Regions from separate parts of the Homo sapiens genome. Here region 2 is linked to region 1. The links are chromatin loops, found by intact Hi-C in ENCODE. Cell type or tissue: A673. All regions are shown on one strand. Links, peaks and the distances in the headings refer to the core of each region. The heading gives the core; the rest is flanking DNA.

Region 1 (2,918 bases), core at 91-2,590:
GCCCCAGGTTAGCATGAGGATTCAGATGAAACAACTTGTGAGCCAGTGCTGTCATGTATGGTCCTGCAGAGTGTGCCCCGATGGCAACACAGCTGCTGTTTTAACAAATCAGTGCATTACAAGGGTTTCCCAACAGATAGTACTGCAGTGTTTTGAGGTAGGGCACTTTTGTCTAATTCATACAAGATGCTATATGGACTATCCCTGCTTTGGTTAGAATATATTTGGAGACTGAGGGTGAACACCAGGCAGAGATAGGAAATGGAAACTGGCTTAAGGCTCTGACAAAACCAAGTAAAGTTAAAAAGCCATTAAATTAAATTTGGGAACAAGATTTGCAATTAGAAGCTAAAGGGAAGTATGCAGGAAACCAGTCTGAGGAATAAAAAGTAGTTATTATGTTGTTATTATTTTGCTCTGAAAGATAAGACTTTTTGTAGTGTAAGCCTATCCTACCAAAGAATAAAAATTTTTAGGTAATAATAATAATGAGACTATTTAATTTATTGAGTATTTATGTGCATCAGATATTATGCTAAGAATTAACACTAACTTTGTCACTTTCATTCACTCCAAATTCTGGGAGGAAGGGTTATTATGCCCATCTTTCATATAAAGAATCAGAGGTTAAGAGCCTTGTCAAAAGAGCCTGTGAGTGGCATTACTCCTGTCTCATGAGGAGGTAACTGAGGCTCAGAGAAGTAAACAAGGCTGAGATCATACAGTTAGTGGCATTGCTGGGTTTTTTGTCTGTGTGTGTGACAGGGTCTTGCTCTGTTGCCCAGGTTGGAGTGCAGTGGTGCCATTATAGCTCACTGCAGCCTCGACCTCCCAGGCTCAAGCGATCTTCCCTCCTCAGTCTAAGTATGTGGGACCACAGGTATGTGTCAGTATGCCTGGCTTATTTATTTATTTATTTATTTATTTATAGAGGTGGGGTCTCCCTGTGTTATCCAGGCTGATCTTGAACTCCTGAGCTCAAGCAATCCTCCCTCCTCAGCCTCCCAAAGTGCTGGGATCATAGGCATGAGCCACCATGCTCAGCAATTGCTGCATTTTAAACCTGTGTCTGACTGTCCCCCAAACCCATATTATTAAAACTACGCTGTGCAGCCTGCTCTCCTCGACTTCACAGCCCTTGCTCTTGGTCACTGTGCTCATCATCTTTATAGTAAAGAGGAGGCTTTACCTTAACCCCATGGCTGAGGTGAAACTGTGCAGGGCTACCTCCTGCAGTGTTGGTCCACAGGTACTAACGCTAATAGTTGCCAAAATATTGTTGACTGTTTACTGCCATCTAGTGGCACTTACAACTACGGCAGGAGATCATATAGAGGGAATGAACTTCTATTAATAGTTAACAAGCTTGGCAATGAAATAATAAACAATGCCGAGAGGATACAGGGAAATAAATCATCATGACAAAAACCATAAGGCAAGACTGTAAATACTGACACTTAGCAAGATACTCATGGTAGGGCTAGAAACAGTTCAGAAATGATAGCTTTCTGGTGGTACAAATGTAGAAGAAGCATATAAATTAAGCTGTAAACATTTCAGATAGGGAAACATTAATTCCTGGCTCACTTCTTATAAGATTAAAACCTCAGCAATGGAGCATGAGGAGAAGTGTTTTTTTTACAGATCTTAAAATACACTTATTAGAAACATATGATGGGCTGGGCACAGTGGCTCATGCCTGTAATCCCAGCACTTTGGGAGACCAAGGCGGGTGGATCACCTGAGGTCAGGAGTCAAGACCAGCCTGGCCAACATGATGAAACCCCATCTCTACTAAAAATACAAAAAATTAGCCGGGCGTGGTGGGTGCCTGTAATCCCAGCTACTCGGGAGGTTGAGGCAGAAAAATCACTAGAACGCGGGAGGCAGAGGTTGTAGTGAGGCGAGATCACGCTATTGCCCTCCAGCCTGGGCAGCAAGAGCGAAACTCCATCTCAAAAAACAAAAATAAAAACAAAAACCATATGATGATCATGGTGGTAACGATGGATAACAGCTGCCACAACTACACTATAACTATTACTACATTACCACCACCATCACCACCACCTTTATTGAGTCCAGGTGCTGCTCTCAGTCACTTAATATGTACTAAGTAATTTAATATTCCCAGTAACCCTATGATGTAGCACTATTTTTAGTACTCTTTTACAGGGGAGAAAAGCAAAAGGAAATCAGTCTTTACATTGTAAAAATTTTGATGAACCAACATTATCCTCTTAACTAATCATTGCTTGCCCATGAAATTCCAAATTAGTTTGTGAAGAGATGGAAACCTGGGTTTGAAGTCTTCTAAACTTGCAGCTGAAATCTGATTTCCTTTTGCTTACATTATTTCAATATGAACTCCAGCACTTACTTCTAACACTGACGTTCCCAAGAGGACCAGTGCCTTCTTTCCAAAATACAGAAAGAAATTACAGAGAAGGATGGCATGCTCCTCCTTATTTCCGATAGCTAAACTGATGCAGTGCTAAGACAAAACAAAAGCAATAGGAACAAAAAAAGAAAAGTGCGGGAAAGTTGAGTAACGCAAGCATCCAACTGATGCGGAGCACCTGTACTCACTCCAGTTCCAAACACATTTATTTTTACCAAGTTGCTAAGTTGACAGCAGAGCAGACAGCTCCAGCTTTGCTAGGGCATTAGAGGAAGAGAACATTGACTTGGAGCATTGGGGCCACCTTTATTATAGAACACTTAATGTAGATATTGTATAGAGTGACCAGACAATTTATACCCAAAATGGGATGTTTTTGTTTAGGACAAATATTAAAGTGCCCTGGGCAAGCAGGGACATATGGACTGGTATTTCGAGGAACCTTATCTGATAGGGAATCATATAGTGTTTGTAGGAAGTGATCCTTTGGGCTGTGGAGCTACATTCTGTCCTGTAC
Region 2 (2,918 bases), core at 129-2,628, 320 kb before region 1:
TATGCCATGGCCCTCCTGCCACGTGGGCCTTTTCTCTGACACCATGGTCCTTGCACCACATGGCTTTTGCACATGCTGTTAGTGAGATAGAGCTGGAAGTCCATGGAGGCCAAGGTGAATAGAATTTGCAGGGCAGAGTACTGGAGAAAGAGTTGCACAGAGACAGAGGAGACCTCTTGATTATTCCATTGATCAGCATATGCATGTGAGAAAACTACCCAAGGCTGGAGAAAGAACCACACAAAGGGATTAGAGGGAACAATACCCTAAGCTCTAATGGGCCAGGCCTCTCAGTGGGAGGCCACAAACCGTGCCTGTTCCCAAACAGCCAGAGTAGAAAACACCATAATTCACCAGGCATCAGGCAGAACACTGAGAAAAGTATTGCCTCAGTAGTGGGGAAGAATATTAACCCTGGATTAGACTACGTTAGTGCTGCCTAACAAAGCTCAAAAGTAAGATGAGTCCTGCCTAACAAAGCTCAAAAGCAAGATGAGGACACATCAAACTGTTTCCAAGTAAATTAACCACATCCTGGAACAAAGTTTAAGAATATTAACAGGAATACAAAAATATCCAGGAAAAAATTCACAATGTTCACAATGTCTAGAATCCAATATAAAATTACCAAGCTTGCAAAGAGGGAGGAAAATGTGACCCATAATGAGGAGAATACTCAGTTAATAGAAACTGACTCAAAATTGACACAGATGATATCATTAGTAGACAAGGACATTGAAACAGTTACACTATATTCCATGTATTTAATAAGCTAGAGGAAAAATTGAATATGTTAAATAGAAGCATGGAAGATAGTTTTTAAAAACTAAATCATACATCTAAAGATGAAAACTATAATGTGTGAGATAAAATACTGGAGAGGTTTAATGAAACTAGACATTGCAGAAGAAAAGATTAGTAAACTTGAAGATACAGCAATAAAAACTACCCCAAATAAAACACAGATTTAAAAGGCTGGGAAAAAAGTGAACAAATAGAGCATCGGTGATCCATGGCTTCTTACATATAGTTCCAATGTTTTTAACAGATAATCTGCTTCCTACTTGATCTGCTATATCATACTGTGCTTGCCTCCAAGGATTCTTCTGTCAGCCATCAGAGGGCGCTCTGCTGCCAAAGTAGGAGGCACAGGCGAAGGCTGAGTTCTGGTAACTAGTCACCACAATAATTGAAAAAAATTCTGGCCTACGGCAAAAAAAAAAAAAAAAAAAAAAAAAAAACATGTCCAGAACTGATAAAAATTCTGGCTTACAGCAAAAAAGAAAAAAAAGACATGGCATTTGTGGAATCTCCAACAGGCCTTTTCAAATAAGGAAAGTAGCATTTAGAATCTGTGAGGTTCTCTGATGGGGAAACTCCTCTGGCATGGACCTCCTGGGGCTATTGTGTGGTGGGGACCTCCAGAGAACAGGGCTGGGGAGTTGCTCAGTGAAGGCGACAAGGCCACCTGCACATTTCCCAAATGTCAGCCACCTGCGTCCCTCTCTCCTCATTCTTGCCACTCCCCCATTTCACTGGTAATATTTCCTAAATGATTTCCCTGACCTTGAGTCGCTTTTCTTATATAAATAAACCTATTCCAAAAAGGAAGCTTTATATCACTACCATCAATAAGGAACCATTTTCTTAACACCTTTCGAACACAAATAAACACCTTTCTAGAACATAAGCTTTATGCTTATAATCATACAGGCAGAGATTTTTGACAGTTTTGTTATCTTTTCTATGCCCTGTGCCTAGAAAAATGACTGACATGGTAAGCACCCAATAAATATTTATTGATTATATCAGTATGAAAATATTCATCTACTTACTACCTAGAATAATCTTGAATGTCATAACTGGGAAACACTGGGCAGCAGAAAAGACTAGAATACTTTGTGGATTTTGGGATTTGAGGCCAGTGGGGGTGGCTGCTGTCCACCCTCTTGTTGTCCCCAGCTTTTTTTAGCCATCAACTCAAGATGTGACAGGCACACACACCATCTGAGGCCCTTTCAGTGTGTTAGTTTCAGCCTGGACTGTCTTTGGGTTCCAGGATGGGCAAAAGTTTTCACCCGCCACTTCACACCCATTAAGACAGCTATTATAAAACAGATAATGCAGAAGATAACAAGTGTTGAGGATGTGGAGAAATTGGAACGCTTGCGCACTGTTGGTTAAGAATGTAATACGGTGCAGTTGTTATGGAAAACAGTACAGTGGTTCCACAAAGAGTTAAACATAGTATAGAATAGCCATTGAATCTAGCAATTTTATTACTAGGTCCCTACCAAAAGGATTGAAAGCAGGGACTCAAACAGATACTTGTAGGCCAATGTTCACAGCAGCATTAGTCACAATAGCCAAAAGGTATTGTATCTCCCAATATCCTCTTCCCAGAGGGACTGGAAGGAAGGGAAAACGGTCGTCATGGGCCTCCCAGCTCTTTAGCAGGCTGAAGACACGGAAGCAGCTGGAACAGATGACCTGTTAACTCCCTTCAAGGCAAAGGGTCTATGCCTCCTGGAGGAGGCAGGAGGAAAGAATGGGTCTGGAGCCTGGGAGTTCCAAAATTTCCCTCAGCCAGGGCTCCCTCCCTTCCCTTGGGTGCCCTCAGATAAGAAGCCAAGAGAGACTGACTTCCTGAGAGAGACTGAGCCATAAGGTGTAGACAGAAGCTCCAAGATGGAAAAAAGAGGGAGATATTTCTTTGATGGTTTAGGACATTGTCTTTCCTTCAGCACGATGGCAGGGAGAATACATCCTTTATGTGGTCCTGTGCTGGGATGCTTAGGGAACCAGCTGTATGATGGCCGGGAAGGAGCAGGCACTGAGCCGAGCTGAGCCAGTCCAGAGGCAGCACCCCTCCTCCACAAGCTCCAGAACGGACCCAAATCCCCTCTGGAATCTCTGCA

The links. Hi-C counts contacts between places; a loop is a spot of excess contacts. Peaks named below come from ENCODE experiments on the same cell type or tissue, not always from the same donor. Only the 100,000 strongest peaks of a DNase experiment are listed, where the experiment ranks them.
Region 2: it touches region 1 in a loop (10-fold over the local background); 27 of 110 quality-filtered maps call a loop at or near these places.

Annotation. Positions count from the first base shown.
Region 1 is chr10:96,015,777-96,018,694 of GRCh38, reverse strand. CC2D2B (coiled-coil and C2 domain containing 2B) reads right to left here. Exons shown (of 35, transcript NM_001349008.3): 30 at 2,381-2,494. The region is part of intron 2 of ENTPD1-AS1 (ENTPD1 antisense RNA 1); the gene reads left to right. Among named protein-coding and RNA genes, the nearest start is that of CCNJ, 26 kb to the left of the region's middle. In A673, for the core only: a CTCF peak has its summit at 1,312 (motif pointing left); a DNase peak (open chromatin) is centred at 1,294.
Region 2 is chr10:96,338,689-96,341,606 of GRCh38, reverse strand. No RefSeq gene overlaps it. Among named protein-coding and RNA genes, the nearest start is that of OPALIN, 19 kb to the left of the region's middle. In A673, for the core only: CTCF peaks have their summits at 924 and 1,127 (motif pointing right); a DNase peak (open chromatin) is centred at 1,126.